Linked DNA regions of Homo sapiens: region 1 is linked to region 2. Evidence: read pairs that join two places in POLR2A ChIA-PET (ENCODE). Cell type or tissue: Panc1. All regions are shown on one strand. Links, peaks and the distances in the headings refer to the core of each region. The heading gives the core; the rest is flanking DNA.

Region 1 (10,020 bases), core at 2,966-5,465, 290 kb before region 2:
TGGGAGGCCGAGGCGGGTGGATCACGAAGTCAGGAGATCGAGACCATCCTGGCTAACATGGTGAAACCCCGTCTCTACTAAAAATACAAAAAAGTAGCGGTGTGGTGGTGGGCGCCTGCAGTCCCAGCTACTCGGGAGGCTGAGGCAGGAGAATGGCGTGAAACCAGGAGGCGGAGCTTGCAGTGAGCCGAGATGGTGCCACTGCACTCCAGCCTGGATGACAGAGCGAGATTCCGTCTCAAAAAAAAAAAAAAAAAATTTAGGCCGGGCACGGTGGCTCACACCTGTAATCCCAGCACTTTGGGAGGCCAAAGTGAGTGGATCACCTGAGATTGGGAGTTCAAGGCCAGCCTGACCAACATGGAGAAACCCTGTCTCTACTAAAAACACAAAATTAACTGGGCATGGTGGCACATGCCTGTAATCCCAGCTACTCGGGAGGCTGAGGCAGGAGAATCGCTTGAACCTGGGAGGCAGAGGTTGTTGGGGTGAGCAGATGTCGCACCACTGCACTCCAGCCTGGGCAACAAGAGAGAAACTCTGTCTCAAAAAAAAAAAAATTTAAAGATGGGTGCTCCCTGTATTGTGCAGGCTTGTCTCCAACTCCTGGCCTCAAGCAATCATCTCACTTCAGCCTCACAGCTGGGATTACAGGTGTGAGCCACCATGCCTGGCTGGCCCATATTTTTAATTGGGTTGTTTTTGCTTTTTTATTGTTGAGTTTTAAGAGCTCTTTGTATATTCTGGATAACAGTCCTTTAATAGATATGTCTTCTGCAAGTATTTTTTCCCAGTCTGAGGCTTATCTTCTCATTTTCTTGATTTTTATAACCTCTTAAAAATGTAAAAATCAGGCCGGGCACAGTGGCTCAAGCCTGTAATCCTAGCACTTTGGGAGGCCGAGGAAGGCAGGTGAATCACCTGAGGTCAGGAGTTCGAGACCAGCCTGACCAATATGTGAAACCCCATGTCTACTGAAAATGCAAAAATTAGCTGGGCGTGATGACATGTGCCTGTAGTCCCAGCTACTCGGGAGGCTCAGACAGGAGAACTGCTTGAATCCGGGAGGTGGAGGTGCAGTGAGCCAAGAAAGTGCTACTGCCCTCTAGCCTGGGCAACAGAGCGAAACTCTGTCTCAAAAAAAAAAAGGAAAAATCATTCTTAGTTTATGGGCCATACAAAAACAGGCTGTAGACCAGATCTGACTTATGGGCCACAGTTTACCAACATCTGGTATAGTCACATCCCTGGAATCTGACAGCCATTTATCAGATCACCAAACACTTAAAACTCAAAAACTATATAGTTGCCCCTCTATTATAGTCTGCAAGTAATCCTCATTTTACAGATCAGACTAAAACCAGAACTCAAGAACAATAACTACCCCCACAAAGCCATTTTAAGGAAATCCCATTTTTTGACCCCCTCCCCCCAAAAAATGGAAGCCAAAATAACATGGCCACCATGAGTACAACTTACAGATGACAAGAAAGGTTCAAGATGGTAACCAACCTCACCAATCAATCCATGGAAGAACTGCTTCTAAGCAAGGTTATTAATAAGATTAGGAGGCCAGGCATGGTGGCTCATGCCTGTAATCCCAACACTTTGGGAGATGGAGAAAGGAAGACGGCTTGAGCCCAGGAGTTCAAGACCAGTCTGGACAACATGGTGAAATCCCATCTCTACCAAAAATACAAAAATTAGCCCGGCATGGTTGTGCACACCTGTAATCCCAGTTACTTGGAAGGCTCAGGCAGCCGAGTTGCTTGAACCCGGGAGGCGGAGGTTGCAGTAAGCCCAGAACGCACCACTGCACTCCAACCTGGATGACAGAGTGAGACTCTGTCTCAAAAAAAAAAAAAAATCAAACCAGCATGGCAGCCCACTGGGAAGGCCTGGTTCTGAACTCCTTACATGGGTGACCAAAACCTCTCTGTCAATAATGCAGTAATTTAATACTTCTCTCAATGCTCTGGGAATGATGAAAGGAAAGGGAAATTTTTCCAACAGTTCTATAAAACCAAAAACCACTGCAGGAGAGTAGAATTTGATCAGAAATGAGACAGTAAAAGTCTTCAAAATCCCAACTCCTGCCAGTGTGATGCCACTATAGGCTGGCTGCCCAACAGAGCTATTTCCTCTAACCACAAAAAAATGGACAGTCCTCAGGCTAAGTGGTTCCTGTGGGGAATGGTGTCTGTACTCACTTCAAGAAATAAGCCGATAAATTCCCTCCAAGGGAAATACCTTTTTATTTCTGCTTTCAAAACCAAGGGCAGTCTTTCTTTGCCAGGCGTTTAACATACGAGGCTTTAAAAATTGATCGAAACAGTAAATCATAAGCAGAACATCTATCACCAGGTGGGGGAAAGGAATTTAAAATAAAGAAAACACAAGAAGTAGAAAAACCAACAAACAAAACCTTTCTTTTCTTTGCATCCCCTGGGTTTACTGTGACCATTCCATTCCAAAGTGCCCACAGCATTAGCAAAGAAAGCTAGTAGGAAACAAAGGGGAAAATAGGCCGGGCGCGGTGGCTCACGCCTGTAATCCCAGCACTTTGGGAGGCCAAGGCGGGCAGATCATGAGGTCAGGAGATGGAGACCATCCTGGCTAACACAGTGAAACCCTGTCTCTACTAAAAATACAAAAAATTAGCTGGGTGTGGTGGCAGACACCTGTAGTCCCAGCTACTTGGGAGCCTGAGGCAGGAGAATGGCGTGAACCTGGGAGACGGAGCTTGCAGTAAGCCGAGATCACACCACTGCACTCCAGCCTGGGTGACAGAGTGAGACTCCATCTCAAAAAAAAAAAAAAAGTCCAGGCGCGGTGGCTAATGCCTGTAATCTTAGCACTCTGGGAGGCTGAGGCGGGCAGATCACCTGAGGCCAGGAGTTCGAGACCAGCCTGACCAACATGGAAGAAACCCCATCTCTACTAAAAATACAAAATTAGCCAGGCATGGTGGCACATGGGATTACAATCCCAGCTACTAGGGAGGCTGAGGCAGGAGAATCGCTTGAACCTGGAAGGCGGAGGTTGTGGTGAGCCGAGATCGCGCCATTGTACTCCAGCCTGGGCAACAAGAGCGAAACTCCATCTCAAAAAAAAAAACCAAACAAACCAGGGAAAATAACAGTTGATTCAGAAACAAACATTTTCAACTAATTCCAGTCACCAGAGGTCCTGCCTTTTTGAGGAGGTTTCTAGTTTTTTTTTTTTTTGAGACAGAGTCTCTGTTGCCTAGGCTGGAGTACAGTAACATCATCTCGGCTCGCTGCAACCTCTTCCTCCCAGGTTCAAGCGATTCTCCTGCCTCAACCTCCCAAACAGCTGGGACTACAGGCGCATGCCACCACACCCAGCTAATTTCTGTATTTTTAGTAGAGACGGGGTTTCACCAAGTTAGCCAGGCTGGTCTCAAACTCCTGACCTCAAATGATCCTCACGCCTCGGCCACCCAAAGTGCTGGGATTACAGGGGTGAGCCACCATGCCCGGCCTGGGTTTCTAGTTCTATCAGCCATTGGCCATTGCCATAATTGAAAGGATCTCCTAGAATGACCCAAAAAAGACTCAGACAAGTCCTTTACTCTTTCCATGTCCATAGGTGATCCAATCTCCGTGCTACAAGGTGAATAATGACCTAAAAGGAACAGCCTTATGCCTGTCAGTGTGCTCCACTTATTTAAGCAAAGCAGGAATTCTCTAGCATAGCAATTTTTTTTAAGCAATATATTACACAGTTAAAGATGCCTTCCTAAAATAGACTCAATTCAAACTCTAATTGAAAAACAGATTCATCAGTGGCGCTTGCCTATAATTGCAGCTATTCAGGGGGCCAAGAAGGGAGGATCACTTGAGCCTTTGTTTTTGGATCCAGCCTAGGCAACACAGCAAGACCCCTTAAAAAATTAAGTACATAAAAAAAGTTAAATCAAAGAAACACCATCTATATCAAGTGACTGACTTTAGTGTTGACTACCAACAGTGGCTCTCAAGCTTTCTTCTGGCTCCACAGGGATTGTATGCATGACACACTCCTATCAATGACATTTATTACATAATGATGTATTATCCTTCCCATTTTATGGTGAGGACACTGAAGTCCCAGGAGTGGGAGTGCCTACATGTACATGAGAAAAACTGACTCATCAAAGGGCAACTGCCCAAGATCACTCAGGAATAAAGTGCAGAGTTAGGCCTCATATCCAGGTCTCCTGACTTCTTCCTTTTCACTAATCACTATGGAGAAAACAAACAAAAAACTCCCCTGGAAATTAGTGTGGTTTAGCAATTTTCTATTTTTCCCCAAATGAAATTTAACTCATTCCAAATTTCTTAGTTATAGAATACAAACAGTTCTCTATATGTTTCCAAGAACAGCCCCATTTAGGTGAATTCAAATTAAAACAACTTTCCTTTCCCTGAAAAACTCCCAAAAGAAGCTTTTTGTTTACATCAAATTAGGACTGAGACTTATAATCGCTAATCCAATGCAGAGGGTCTGCTTTGAGAACTACTTTGAGTTAAAAAAAAAAAAAAATGAACCAAAACAATTCATAACATTTGACAACAGAAAGACAAATTTCACTAACCAACTGTGATTAATCAAAGGACAAATTTGAGCCTTCTGGAAGCACTGTCTATTGCAATACTAAGAATCTAATAGGCTGGACGCAGTGGCTCACGCCTGTAATCCCAGCACTTTGGGAGGCCGAGGAGGGCGGATCACAAGGTCAGGAGATTGAGACCATCCTGGCTAACACAGTGAAACCCCGTCTCTACTAAGAAACATAAAAAATTAGCTGGGCGTGGTGGCGGGCGCCTGTAGTCCCAGCTACTCGGGAGGCTGAGGCAGGAGAATAGCATGAACCCAGGAGGCGGAGCTGGCAGTGAGCCGAGATTGCGCCACTGCACTCCAGCCTAGGTGACAAAGCGAGACTCAAAAAAAAAAAAAAAAAAAAAAAGAATCTAATAGCTAACGTGTACTGGCACCATCATAGCTCACTGTAACCTCAAACTCCTGGGCTCCAGTGATCCTTCTGCCTCAGCCTCCCGAGAAGATAGGACTACAAGTGAGCACCACCACGTGCAGCTAAGAATCTAATGGTCTTGAGGTTAAACCTGAGATTAAATTTAGAAAAGAACAAGAAGGTTCTCTACAGAATTTTAAGTATTTCCTTTCTGATCTATTAAATTAGAACTACAAACCTCACCATCTGTGCTCTTCAGAGACCTTGACTTTCAGAAACATCTTGAGGCTGCCTCAAGTTCGGAAACACAGTAATTCTCATTCCTTTCTTAAGCCCTTCCATCTTAAAAACCAAGATAAAGGCCGGGTGTGGTGGCTCACGCCTGGAATCCCAGCACTTTGGGAGGCCGAGGTGGGCGGATCACAAGGTCAGGAGATAGAGACCATCTTGTCCAACACGGTGAAACCCTGTCTCTACTAAAAAAAAAAAAAAAATACAAAAATACAAAAAATTAGCCGGGCATGGCAGCGGGCACCTGTAGTCCCAGCTACTCAGAAGGCTGAGGCAGAAGAATGGCGTGAACCCGGGAGGCAGAGCTTGCAGTGAGCCGAGAATGCGCCACTGCACGCCAGCTTGGGTTGACAGAGCGAGACTTTGTCTCAAAAAAAAAAAAAAAAAAAAAAAAAAAACATGATAAAATTCGCTTTGCACATCCTCAGGAGTCAATATCTTAAAAATAAACACCAGAGAGTATTATTTAAAATCTTCCTGATGTCCGGTCCAGCAGGGTGGCTCAGGCCTGTAATCCCAGCACTCTGGGGGGCTGAGGCGGGCAGATCACAAGGTCAGGAGATCGAGACCAGCCTGGGCAACATGGTGAAACCCTGTCTCTAGTAAAAATACAAAAAATTAGCCAGGCATGGTGGCAGGTGCCTGTAGTCCCAGCTACTCCAGAGGCTGAGGCAGGAGAATTGCTTGAACCCGGGAGGCGGAGGTTGCAGTTAGCCAAGGTCACGTCACCGCACTCCAGCCCAGGTGACAGTGCGAGACTCCATCTCAAAAAAAAAAAAAAATCTTCCTGATGTCAAATTCATCACAGAATTCAGAAATAAGTCTTGATAAAACTCAAGTAATGCACTTTTAAAAACTGCTTCCTGGCAGGGTGCGGTGGCTCACACCTGTAATCCCAGCACTTTGGGAGGCCGAGGCAGGCAGATCACCTGAGGTCAGGAGTTCAAGACCAGCCTGACCAACATGGAGTAACCCTGTCTCTACCAAACATACAAAATTAGCCGGGCATGGTGGTGCATGCCTGTAATCCCAGCTACTCGGGAGGCTGAGGCAGGAGAACCGCTTGAACCCAGGAGGCAGACAGAGGTTGCAGTGAGCCAAGATTGCGCCATTGCACTCTAGCCTGGGCAACAAGAGCGAAGAGCCATCTCAAAAAAAAAAAAAACTGCTTCCTTCTATCCATCTTTAAAAAGACAAAGCCTATTTTTCTATTCAATTTCCTAATGTTTCACTCCAAATATTCCTACATTTTAAAAACAGGAGACTTCCTTAGTACAAAGACACCAACTACTACCCTTTACACGTGATAAATGAAGAATCCAGTTTAGTTCTTGCTTTTCTCGTACACTTAAAATTATCTAAGAGGTATCCTAGTTACCACTACAATCTGGGGCCTTTATTCAAATGGCATTCTGCTGCTCTAAAACTCAGGTTTCAATTGCAAGTTATTTTAAAAAGACACGAAAATCAAGAAAAATTCTAAATCTTAATGCTATCTTCTATTTTCATGCCTCAGGTAACAGTACTTTCCTTTGATCTCAGTTTTGACTACAAAGTAAATTACAGTTTTTGTATCAAAGCACTGAACAAAATCCCAAAAGGGAAAAAAACTGACCTTAAAAAAACAGGCCACCTCCCTCACTCAGCAAAATCTTAAGGTCCCAGTCCTTCCTTACAAGAATCAGTCATATGAATAGGAATCTGAGATATCAAAAAGAAAATCATCTTTATTTCTTCAATATATGTTTAATTACTTAATATCCTAATAAACCATTTCTCAATACAAAGAAACAGAGATAGGTAAAACAAATTTCAGGATCCTCTCTGAAAAAACCACAACAGCTTTGACTACTCTATCTCCCAGATAATCTAAGGAGAAGACAGTTGTGTCTTCAAAAGAAAAAGATTCCAGACACTCCTCCCTAATGGAATTCTTCTGATCCCATAGTTCAAATCAAATGAAATCTCTCTAACAGCATCAGAGATGAAACATAAATGTTTGGTAGAAAGAGAGTCAGGCAGGGCATTATGGCTCAAGCCTGCAATCCCAGCACTTTGAGAGACTGAGGCAGAAGGATCGAATGTGCTTAGAGACCAGCCTGGGTAACAAAGTGAGACCTTGTCTCTATTTAATAAGAAATATTTTTTAGGCCAGGCACAGTGGCTGACGCCTATAATCCCAGCACTTTGGGAGGCCGAGGCGGACGGATCTCTTGAAGTCAGGAGTTTGAGACCAGCCTGGCCAACATGGTGGAACCCCCATCTCTACTAAAATTATAAAAAAAATTAGCCAGGCACGGTGGCGGGTGCTTATAATCCCAGCTATTTGGGAGGCTGAAGTGCGAGAATCACTTGAACCTGGGAGGCAGAAGTTGCAGTGAGCCAAGATTGTGCAACAGCACTCCAGCCTGGGCAACAGAGAGTCTCAAAAAAAAAAAAAAAAAAAAAAAAAAAGAAATAACTTTTAAATTTTTATTAAAAAAAAAAACTGATGTATCAGCTTTTCACAACCTTTCAATACAACAACCAACCCCAAGAACATTCACATCAAACAAAAAGTTCAAAATGACCAAGTCCACTTTGTATATTTTTCAACCAGGTTTCAGACAAAAATAGAATTAACAGCAAGAAACCAAAGACAATTGCAACAAATGAAAATAAGTAAAAATTGAATGGGTAGGTTTTGTTAAAACTGGATTCTAAATTCGACAGCAATTTCACCCATTCTGATAAGTATTTAACAATTACTAACTTAACCCTATGGTGGCCCATTAGTATCAATTTAAACATTATCCTGAGGCTGGGTGCACTGGCTCAGCCTATAATCCCAGCATTTGAGAGGCCAAGGGGGGTGGACTGCTTGAGGTCAGGAGTTTGAGACCAGCCTGGTCAAGTTGGTGAAACCCCATCTCTACTAAAAATACAAAAATTAGCCAGGCATGGTGGCAAACGCCTGTAACTCCAGCTACTCGGGAGGCTGAGGCACGAGAATCACTTGAACCCAGGAGGTGGAGGCTGCAGTGAGCTGAGATTGCACCACTGCACTCCAGCCTGGGTGAAGGAGTAAGACTCTGTCTCAAAAAAAGTAAAAAAAAAAAAGGCCAGGCGCGTTGGCTCACGCCCGTAATCCCAGCACTTTGGGAGGCCGAGGCAGGTGGATCACTTGAGGTCAGGAGTTCGAGACTAGCCTGGCCAACATGGTGAAACCCCATCCCTACTAAAAATACAAAAATTAGCCAGGCTTGGTGGCACGCACCTGTAATCCTAGCTACCTTGGGAGGCTGAAGCAGGAGAATCGCTTGAACCCGGGAGCTGGAGGTTGCAGTGAGCTGAGATTGTGCCACTGCACTCTAGCCTGGGCAACAGAGCAAGATCCTGTCTCAAAAAAAAAAAAAAAAAAAAAAAAAAAACCCTGAAATAAGAATTAAATTTTCGAGGAACATTTCATACACCTATGTCCATTTTAACAAGCGAGTTGTTTTTGTGTTTTTGTTTGTTTGTTTTGAGACGGAGTATCGCACTGTCACCCAGGTTGGAGTGCAATGGCACGATCTCGGCTCACTGCAACCTCCTCCACCTCCCAGGTTCATGCAATTCTCCTGCCTCAGCCTTCCAAGTAGCTGGGATTATAGGCGCACACCACCACACCCGGCTAATTTCTTGTATTTTTAGTAGAGACGGGGTTTCACTATGTTGGCCAGACTGGACTCGAACTACTGATGTCGTGATCCGCCCACCTCGGCCTCCCAAAGTCTGGGATTACAGGCATGAGTCGCCACGCCCGGCCAACAAATGAGTTCTTAAGCACAGACAGTACCATATCTTTCTAGGGTTCTCTCTCATTATTCTACAGCATACCGTAGCTGCTCAGCAGTCACTTGCTGAATTGAACAAAAGTAAATATAAGAGTAGCACAGGCCTAGCCAGGCGCAGTGGCTCACACCTGTAATCCCAGCACTTTGGGAGGCTAAGGCAGGCGGATCATTTGAGGTCAGGAGTTCAAGACCAACCTGGCCAACATAGTGAAACCATCTCTACTAAAAATACAAAAATTGGTTGGGCGTGGTGTCAGGTGCCTGTTATCCTGGCTACTTGGGAGGCTTGAGGCAGGAGAATCGTTGAACCCAGGAGGTGGAGGTTGCAGTGAGCCGAGACTGTGCCATTGCACTCCAGCCTAGGCAACAAGAATGAAAATCAGTCTCAAAAAAAAAAAAAAAAAAATGAGCAGCACAGGCAGGGCACGGTGGCTCACGCCTGTAATCCCAGCACTTTGGGAGGCCGAGGCAGACAGATCACTTAAGGTCTGGAGTTCGAGACCAGCCTGGCCAACGTGGTGAAACCCCATCTCTACTAAAACACAAAAATTAGCTGGGTGTGGTGGTGCGCGCCTGTAATCCCAGCTACTCTGGAGGCTGAGGCAGGAGAATCGCTTGAACCCGGGAGGAAGGTGTTGCAGTGAGCCGAGATCACGCCACTGCACTCCAGCCTGGGCAACAGTGAGACTCAGGAAAAAAAAAAAAAAAAGAGTAGCATTGTCTAAAAGAGCAAGCAAGTCTGGGTGGAGGAAAATGCAGCAAGGAATGGATCAACATGCCAGAAACAGAAAACAGACAGAAGAATGGAGATATCTATGAAAAGAGGAAAGAAAGAAACACAAGGCTATACGTGTTGTTCAATGCTCCAAAAAATTTTAATATGCTGAATGCACTCATGCATCCATCATCCAATTAAGTATCCACAACTTAACCACT
Region 2 (9,298 bases), core at 1-2,500:
TTTGGTACATCCACATCTCCCTCCACTCGGGTGTCCAGCATATTCTTAAAGCCAAAATTCCCAGTGTCTGTTGGGTCTGCAGGAGGGAAAAGACAAAAGGGGCTGGGCTGGCTGGGTGCAGTAACTCATGCCTGTAATCCCAGCATTTTGGGAGGCCAAGGTGGAAGGATTGCTTGAGCCCAGGAGTTTGAAACCAGCCTGGGCAACAAAGCAAGAACCCATCTCTACAAAAACAAACAAGTAAATAAATAAAAGAGGCTGAGCTGAGAGGTATCCCCCCGACCACCAGCCTCCTCAGCTCCTGATGATGACTTTGGGCTAGATGACATCTAATCACCTCTGGCCAGAGGGAGCTTTGAGGTCCTCCTTGCAGGCCAGGTGCCCAGCCCCTGTCCCTCAGTATCCCTCAGTTCCCAGCCCCGCTTGAGGCTGACCTGAAGGTGAGCTGCCGGGCTCAAGCACATCCAGCAGCGTGTAGTCGGTGCGGACGTACCGGGCCCCCCAGAAGAGCGTGCTCTTCCTCTTCCTCAGCACCAGGCAGAAGGGATGGAAGCGCTTGAAGTCGATGAGGCTGTCAAGTGGTGTCAGGTCCCCTCGAGGGTTTAGCTGTCTGGCCAGGGCCCGGGTGACATTTTCAAACATGGTCATTGTCTCTGTGGAGGTGGGGAGACAGGAGAGTGTCAAGGTGGCTGCCAAGGCTGCCAAGGAGCCCGGGATATAGGCTGGGCCCCTGCAGAGAGAGTTTACCCGGCTCTGAGGCAGGAGGAGCTCTTAGAGATGCCTGGATTGTCTCATGTCACAGCTGGAAAGAATCAAGGGAGTCTGCATTTTATGATGAGGAACCTAGGGCTGGAGAGTTGAAAGAGTTGCCCCAAAGTCCCACAGATGGCCAGCAAAGCCACACCTCCCTTTTCTTTGTCAAGGGCATTTTTCTCACTCCACGCTCATTTTCTTCACTGCCACGGAGCCCAGCTGGAGCACTTCTTTTCTTTCTTTTCTTTTTCTTTCTTTCTTTCTTTCTTTATTTATTTCTCTTTCTTTCTTTCTTTCCTTCCTTCCTTCCTTCTTTCTTTCTCTCCCTCCCTCCCTTTCTTCCTTCCTTCCTTCTTTCTTTCTTTCCTCTTTCTTTCTTCCCCCTCTCCCTTCCTTCCTTCCTTCCCTTCCTTCCTTCCCTCCACCTCGCCTTTCCTTGCTTTGCTTTCTTCTCTTTTCTTCCGAGACAGGGTCTTACTCTGTTGCCCAGGTTGGAGTGCAGTGGCGTGATCACAGCTCACTGCAGCCTTGACCGCCAAGGCTTAATTGATCCTCCCACTTCAGCCTCCTGAGTAGCTGGGACTGCAGTCATGCACTTGGCTAATTTTTAAATTTTTTTTGTAGAGACAGAGTCTCACTATGTTTCCCAGGCTGGTCTCAAACTCCTGGCTCAAGTGATCCTCCCACCTCAGCCTCCCGAAGTGCTGGGATTACAGGTGTGAGCCACTGCGCCTGGTCTAGAGCATTTATTTAGCAATGGAAGTAAAGCTTTCTCTCACACCAGAGACTAGCAATAGCCAGAGTCGGAGGACACCAGGGGAGGGAAGGAGATGCTGCTGGCAACAAGAGCCTGGGTGGCCAAGCTGTTCACCTGCCCCAGTTGCCCTTTCCATGTGTGGGTTACACTTCCCTGCACCCTGTCCTTCCCTCATGCGTGCCACAGGTATGAGTACACCCACTCCCCTCTCACAGCCCCTGGGGGATGCCTGGATCCAGACTTTTTTTTTTCTTTTTGAGATGGAGTCTTACTCTGTTGCCCAGGGTGGAGTGCAGTGGTGCCATCTCGGCTCCCTGCAGTCTCCACCTCTCAGATTCAAGCGATTCTCCTGCCTCAGCCTCCCGAGTAGCTGGGACTGCAGGTGTGTGCCACCACGCCTGGCTAATTTTTGTATTTTTAATGGAGACAGGGTTTCACCATGTTGGTCAGGCTGGTCTCGAACTCCTGACCTCAAATGATCCGCCCTCCTTGACCTCCCAAAGTACTGTGATTACAGGTGTGAGCCTCTGTGCCCAGCCAGGATCCAGGCATTTTGATGCTCTTCACCTTTGCCCCCTCTGCTTACAATACCCGCTTCCGGATCTGAAGACTCCCTAGTCCTCCGCTAATGCTCAATTCAGGTCACCTCCTGGAACCTCTTCCCTCAGTCCTCCAGGCAGCTGGTGACTGTATCTGTGTTTCCAAAGCGCTCTTCTGATGCACCTTCCTTTGTTATGATCTGTTCACCTGACCCTATCAGCAACTCGTCTGTGACTTCCCAGAGGGCAGGAAATGGGTCTTAGTCACCTCTGCAGCAGCAAGTACCACACCTGGCACAGAGTTCGAGCTTGGCAAATGTGTGTGGAAAGAACCAATGAATGTGGCCCTGAGAGATGTGCGCTAGGATGAGAGGGCCCTGGAGAATGTGGGGCCCATGGGAACCTGAGAGGCAACATTTTTTTTTTCTTTTTGAGATGGAGTTTCATTCTTGTTGCCCAGGCTGGAGTGCAATGGCATGATCTCGGCTCACTGCAACCTCCATCTCCTGGGTTCAAGTGATTCTCCTGCCTCAGTCTCCCAGGTAGCTGGGATTACAGGCGCCTGCCACCATGCCCAGCTAATTTTTGTGTTTTTAGTAGAGACGGTGTTTCACCATGTTGGCCAGGCTGGTCTTGAACTCCTGACCTCAGGTGATCCGCCCATCTCACCCTCCCAAAGTGCTGGGATTACAGGTGTGAGCCACCGCACCTGACCTGAGGGTCAACATCTTAAGTCTCTGTCTTTGAAGTTTGAGTCCAGGTGCTCTGGCTGGGTGGCCGATCGGCACACCCCAGTTATCCCCGTGGGTGGAAGAGGCCACACCAGCTGGCTTGGAAGCATCCCACATCCACCACAGGCACTTCACAGCAGCAGGGGGGGCAGGAAGCACGGCACAGATGCGTGGGGCTGTTCTGCCAGCTTCAAGGTGCTTTTTTTTTTTCACCCTCATTCCTGGGAGGGCCAGGATGGGGCAGGACAACCTCCTGGTGCTACCTGGGTGCACCTGGGAAGGGCTTGGGCAACAGCAGCCTCCTCTTCACCAGAGAGATGTCCACAGGCCTGCCTCTCCCTTCCCTCCCCAAGGCCTATCGGGATACTTATCCCACTGGACTCTAGGGGAGTTCCATTCCCTTCTTGGTCCACCCATCTTCCTGTGTCCTCAGAGCACCCCTGCCTTCCCTGCTGTCATCAAGTTCTTACCTGGGAGCGGGGCTGGGTCCTATCCAGCAGCTGGGTCTGGGGTGAGGGCCTAGGGCTCACTGGGTCTGTAGGTTGAGAGGATGACCATCCCTTGCCAGGACAGGCTGCTTTATGCAGGGACAGAGGCTTCCGGGGACCCCGCCTGCCCTAGTGACCCCACCCCCCTCCCACTCCACTTCCTGGAGAACAACATCAACCTGTTCCACGTGTGCCCTGGCCTCCTGAGGGCTGAGGGGGTGGATAGGGAGCTGCCAGGCAGGTGCCAGCGTGGGTGGGGGTAGCCAAGGCTGATAGAGAGGTGGCAGCTGGAGGTTGGCTTGTGGATTGAGAGGAGAGGAAGGCAGGTGCCTTTGGGAGGGGTGCAGAGGGAGGCAGTGGGAGTGTGTGTGTGTGTGTGTGTGTGTGTGTGACCAGGGATGGCATCTCTGTTCTGTCATCATCACCGTCATTGGGGAGCATCTCGGATTCATGGTGGGGGTCTGCGGGTGTCCTGGGATAGGGATTCCTGTATGTCCACACATTCCAGTAGAGAGCAGAGCATCTGCAGTGCCGCCCTCCATCCTGGGCTTGTCAGCCTGTGTGTATTGCTGCCTTACTCCATTTGTTTTAGCTACATAGACATAACTCTGATACCGCTAGAAGCAGATGTCTGAGTAGGCAGAGATGGAGTTAGACCAAATGGGTTTGTGTTGTTTAGTGTTCAGCGTCTCTGCTTCTCACAGAATATTGTATACACACATCAGCATATCCGTAGGCAGGGGCACGGCGATATTCATGGAAAAGCCCAGGAGGCTTGTCGTGGGCTTTCAGATGTTGCACCAGAGGTCACTCAGGTCCTCCTCTTAGCTTAAATCTCTGCCTAGAAGGAATTTTAAAGGAATTTCAAATGTTGCCTACATGGTCACATTGCTAGAGGACAGAATAAGGGACTTACAAGCAAGGCCCTTACAGTGTTGGGCCATGTGGCCATGCATATGTGCAGGTATAACCTGACACAGCAGAGCCTTCCTGCTCCCACCTTGAGGCTCTTCTTAGTACCACTCATGGAAAAAGAAACGCAACCCTGAATGCTGTGAAGAGTAAATTCCATCTTTTTTTTTTTTGAGAAGGAGTCTCGCTCTGTCCTCCAGGCTGGAGTGCAGCGGTGCAATCTCAGCTCACTGCAACTTCCACCTCCCGGGTTCAAACAGTTCTCTGCCTCAGCCTCCCGAGTAGCTGGGATTACAGGCATGCACCACCATGCCTGGCTAGTTTTGTATTTTTATTAGAGACGGGGTTTCGCCATGTTGGCCAGGAGGGTCTTGATCTCCTGACCTCATGATCCGCCCGCCTCGGCCTCCCAAAGTGCTGGGATTACAGGATGAGCCACTGCGCCCGGCCAATTCCATCTTTACTGAACGTTTCCTTGAGGGGCTGATGGTGAATGAGACTAGACCATTCCACACTTAGGAAAACTCCCTAAAATAGTCATTACTCCACTTGTGTCCCCAAAGTCTCATTCAATATGACAGATGCTCCCAAATATCTCTTCTCTATGTCTTGAAACAGAACAAAGCCAAGCCTTGCCTCTGCCTCTCTGGTCCCTGCTCACTCTCTTTTTCTTTACATACTTTCCCATCCACCCTACACCTTTTTGAGACGGGGCCTCGCTCTGTCACCCAGGCTGGAGCGCAGTGGCTTGATCATGGCTCACTGCAGCCACCCAATACTTCATCCTCCTTCCACAGCTCCAGCCATTCCAGCAATCAAATGTCCCTTCTCCTTAGGAGAGGCAGAGGTGGGGGCTTGAGTGTGTGGGAAGGTTGTCGTTAGGCTGGGTGCGGTGGTTCACGGCTGTAATTCCAGCACTTTGGGAGGCAGAAGTGGGTGGATCACCTGAGGTCAGGAGTTCGAGACCAGCCTGGCCAACATGAGGGAAACACCATCTCTACCAAAACTGCAAAAATTAGCTGGGCGTGGTGGCAGGTGCCTGTAATCCCAGCTACTTGGGAGGCTGAGGCAGGAGAATCACTTGAACCCGGGAGGTGGAGGTTGCAGTGAGCCGAGATCGTGCCACTGCATGCCAGGCTGGGCGACAGAGCAAGACTCCGATTCAAAAAAAAAAAAAAGAAAAAGAAAAAAAAGGTTGTCGTTAGTCATCTGGTCCCTATCACAAGCACATATTTACATAGAAACCTGCTGTGTGTGTTATAGTCCTTTCATCTCTGTCTGTTTTCCTGGATTTCCACCTCTTCCTCCTTGTATCTCTCAGCCACTACACTGACGTGATGCCTGCATTTCAGCATATAGTCCTGAGGCTGTGCAGTCTCCTTATGCCTTAATCAGCTCCAGGGAAGATAGTCCCACTCCCACCCTCTCACCAGCCTAGCATTGCCTCGGTCAGACTTTTGGGAGTTTCTTCCCAGTGACTACCCTTCTCCCACTGGCTGCAGGCCAAGGTTCCTAGTTTAGTGGATTCTGCAAAGATCTGGAGAACAGTGGCATCTAAAAGCCACACGTGGCTCTGCTCTCCCCAAGGACCTGCAAAGCCCATCTAGTCAGCTTTCTCTCCTCTGACCGGGAAGTCTTGCTTCTCTCATTTCTCCCGCCTTCAGTCTGATCTCAGAGCACTCTGCCGGGCCTGTCCTCACACTCCTGGTGTCGTCCCGACCCTGCCTGCACCACATTGTCCCATTCCCTCAGACTGCCTACTGGTATTCCAAGCAGGGGGCTTGGTGAGTTCAAGGCAGGGAGGAGATATATGGGCTTGTGGGGTCAGCCAGGTTGAAGTTCTTGTGCTTTTGGAATGAAAATATCCACATTTAGGCTTGTCTTGGTGGTGCTCCTTCCTCCCATCCAGGGTGCCCTGCCTCTTTTTCTTTCTTTTCTTTTTTTTTTTTTTGAGATGGAGCCTCACTCTGTCTCCCAGGCTGGAGGGCAGTGGTGTAATCTCGGCTCACTGCAACCTCCGCCTCCTGGGTTCAAGCAATTCTCCTACCTCAGCCTCCCGAGTAGCTGGGTTACAAGCACATGCCACCGCTCCCAACTAATTTTTGTATTTTTAGTAAAGACGGGGTTTCAACCCTGTTCGCCAGGCTGGTCTCGAACTCCTGACCTCAGGTGATCCACCCACCTCGGCCTCTGAAGGTGCTGGGATTACAAGCGTGAGCTACCGTGCCCAGCTGCGTCTTTTTCTTTTCTTTCTTTCTTTCTGTTTTTTTTTTTTTTTGAGACAGGTTCTCACTCTGTTGCCCAGGCTGGAGTGCAGTGGTGCAGTCATGGCTCACTGCAGCCTTGACTTCCTGGGCTAAAGGGATTCTCTCATCTCAGTGCCCGCTCCCTGCTCCCAGTACCTGGAACTATAGGCATGTGTCACCACACCTGGCTTTTTTTTTTTTTTTTTTGAGATGGAGTCTTGCTCTTATCGCCCAGGCTGGAGTGCAATGGCACAATATTGGCTCACTGCAACCTCCGCCTCCCGGGTTCAAGCGATTCTCCTACCTCAGCCTCCAAAATAGCTGGGATTACAGGCACGCACCACCACGCTTGGCTAATTTTTTGTATTTTTAGTAAAGACGGGGTTTCACCATGTTAGCCAGGATGGTCTCGATCTCCTGACCTCGTGATCTGCCCGCCTCGGCCTCCCAAAGTGCTAGGATTACAGGCTTGAGCCACTGCGCCCGGCCATGCCTGGCTCACTTTTTAATTTTTTGTAGAGAAGGGAGTCTCCCTATGTTGCTCAGGCTGATCTTGAACTCCTAGGCTCAAGCAGTCCTCCTGCCTCGGTCTCCCAAAGTGCTGGGGTTACAGGCGTGAGCCACTGCGCCCGGCCTGGGGCAGAATTTAAATTGTACTGGCGGATATTTAAGTTAGACTGCCTTGTAAGGACGCTTCAGGTCAATTAAAAGAGACAATAAGGAAGCAGGACCTGGTCATGCGGTGAGTGCTGCTCAGGCAGGCGGTAAACTTTGCTCTCTACCTCCCTCTGGTGGTCAATTAAGGTAGTGATGGACAATGATCACCTCTGATTTAGAGACCAAGCTTGTGACTATGTAGGGTTGTTAGGAGACAGGGATCAGGAGAGAGAATTGATTTAGGAGAGGAAGCCCCAGGCACCTGCCCCGTGGGACCATTGCTGTCTCTCTGACCCATAGAGTGCACTGCAGACAGACACAGTCATTGGGACAGGGCATTATTTCCTTACTCATTTTCCCTTTTGTTATTGTTTTTGTTGTTGTTTTTTGAGACCGAGCCTCACACTATTGCTGGCTGGAGTGCAGTGGCACAATCTCGGTTCACTGCAACCTCCGCCTCCCAGGTTCAAGTGATTCTCCTGCCTCAGCCTCCCGAGTACCTGGGACTACAGGTGCGCACCACCACACCGGGCTATTTTTTGTGTTTTTAGTAGAGGCAAAGTTTCACCACATTGGCCAGGCTGGTCTCGAACTCCTGGCCTCAAGTGATACACCCACCTTGGCCTCCCAAATTGCTGGGATTACAGGTGTGATCCACTGTGCCTGGCCTCCTTTTTATTATTGTTGATTTCCCCCTCAGCATGGGGTCAGAGAAAACAGAGAAAAGTAGATTATGGGCGTTCATGGAAGTCACAAACTCTGGCCAGAATGGGAAGAAGCTGGCACCCTGCGAGTTGGGAGGGCAAGGAGAATGTTGTAGGATTTGGAGCCTACTTGAAGGGTGCAGGATAACTGGAGCATTTGCAAGAAGTGATCCCTCACATGAACATATTCCCAGACCTGCCCTGAACAAAAGGAGGTGGAATGGTAATGGTTAGGGATGAAGACAGGCTGGGCTGGGGCATGACTGCCTGGTGGAGGCGCAGGAATAATGCTTCCTAGGGATGCTGTGTTTTATCTCTCATATGGGAGGTTGGATGTTTGGGGGTGCAGATCATAGATTGTGAGCTATACTTCCATAAATTCTCCTTTCTGAACAGAGTAAAGCTCCCATACTCTTTCCTTATTCTCTAAAAAGCTTTAATGTTTCTTCCCAAATTCCCAAATCAGCTTTGGAGTCCAAGACCTCCCCAGACTCTGGCTGAACAGACATCAGTGTTCAGCTCTAAGTGTGTCAAACTCAGCATCCAGCTTCAAGGTGTCAGCCCTCACTGCCCCCACCCCTCCACTGCCAATCCCCCTACCCATCAGCCCTGTCTGGGCAAGGAGGCCACTGCCAGCCTCCAGCCCAAACCCAGAGAACTCTCTTCTGTCAGGTGATCCTCCCAGCAACCCACCTCTTCCTGAGCCCCTGCTGATGCACGGGAGCATGTGTTGGAGCTTTTCTGTATTTTTTTTTCTTTTTCTTTCTTTTTTTTTTGAGATTGAGTTTCGCTCTTGTTGTTCAGGCTGGAGTGCCAATCTTGGCTCACTGCAAACTCCGCCCCCCGGGTTCAAGCGATTCTCCTGCCTCAGCCTCCCGAGTAGCTGGGATTGCAGATGCGCGACACCACACCCGAATAATTGTTGCATTTTCAGTATAGATGGGGTTTCACCATGTTGGCCAGGCTGGTCTCGAACTCCTGACCTCAGGTGATCCACCCACCTCGGCCTTCCAAAGTGCTGGGATTATAGGCATGAGCCACCGCGCCCGGCCACTATTCTGTATTTTCACCAGCTCCCCTAGGCTTGTCCTCAAGCCCCATCCTGCCTTCCCTAGCCATGGGCGGGCAGGGCTGGGGATCCCTGATGAATAAAATATCTGGAGAGCCAAGTGTTGTTGGCCAGCACCCGAAAGATGGAGAGGCTGGCTTACAGGACACAGAGCAGTGTCAAGGCATTTGGCTCCCAGGTGTAAGGAGGATCTGTCTCCTTGGTCTCCTTATATGTCAAGGCCACAGAGTCCCATCAGGGCCTGACCACTTTCAGCTCCTCACCTCAGAACCCCCTGAGCAGCTCAAAGTAAAGACAGAAGGGCTCCATCTCTCCCTGAAAGAAATTCTAGTCCAGGATGGTTTCCATCTGCACAGTGGAGAAAAAGCATCACAGGATGCTTTGCATTTAGGGAGCCACCAACTTCAGAAGTGGTCTGCAGTAAAATTGTATTTTATTATCT

Evidence for each region. ChIA-PET counts read pairs that join two places held together with the same protein. Peaks named below come from ENCODE experiments on the same cell type or tissue, not always from the same donor. Only the 100,000 strongest peaks of a DNase experiment are listed, where the experiment ranks them.
Region 1: POLR2A ChIA-PET joins it to region 2 with 11 read pairs; 2 of 35 experiments call an interaction of 5 or more read pairs at or near these places.

What each region holds. Positions count from the first base shown.
Region 1 is chr17:40,245,867-40,255,886 of GRCh38, reverse strand. All of the region lies in intron 1 of WIPF2 (WAS/WASL interacting protein family member 2), which reads right to left. Among named protein-coding and RNA genes, the nearest start is that of WIPF2, 32 kb to the right of the region's middle. In Panc1, for the core only: no CTCF peak of the experiment used is centred there; a DNase peak (open chromatin) is centred at 4,106.
Region 2 is chr17:39,957,038-39,966,335 of GRCh38, reverse strand. It overlaps GSDMA (gasdermin A), which reads right to left and starts at 3,332. Exons shown (of 12, transcript NM_178171.5): 1 at 3,251-3,332; 2 at 435-653; 3 at 1-76. The coding sequence starts at 648. In Panc1, for the core only: no CTCF peak of the experiment used is centred there; no DNase peak of the experiment used is centred there.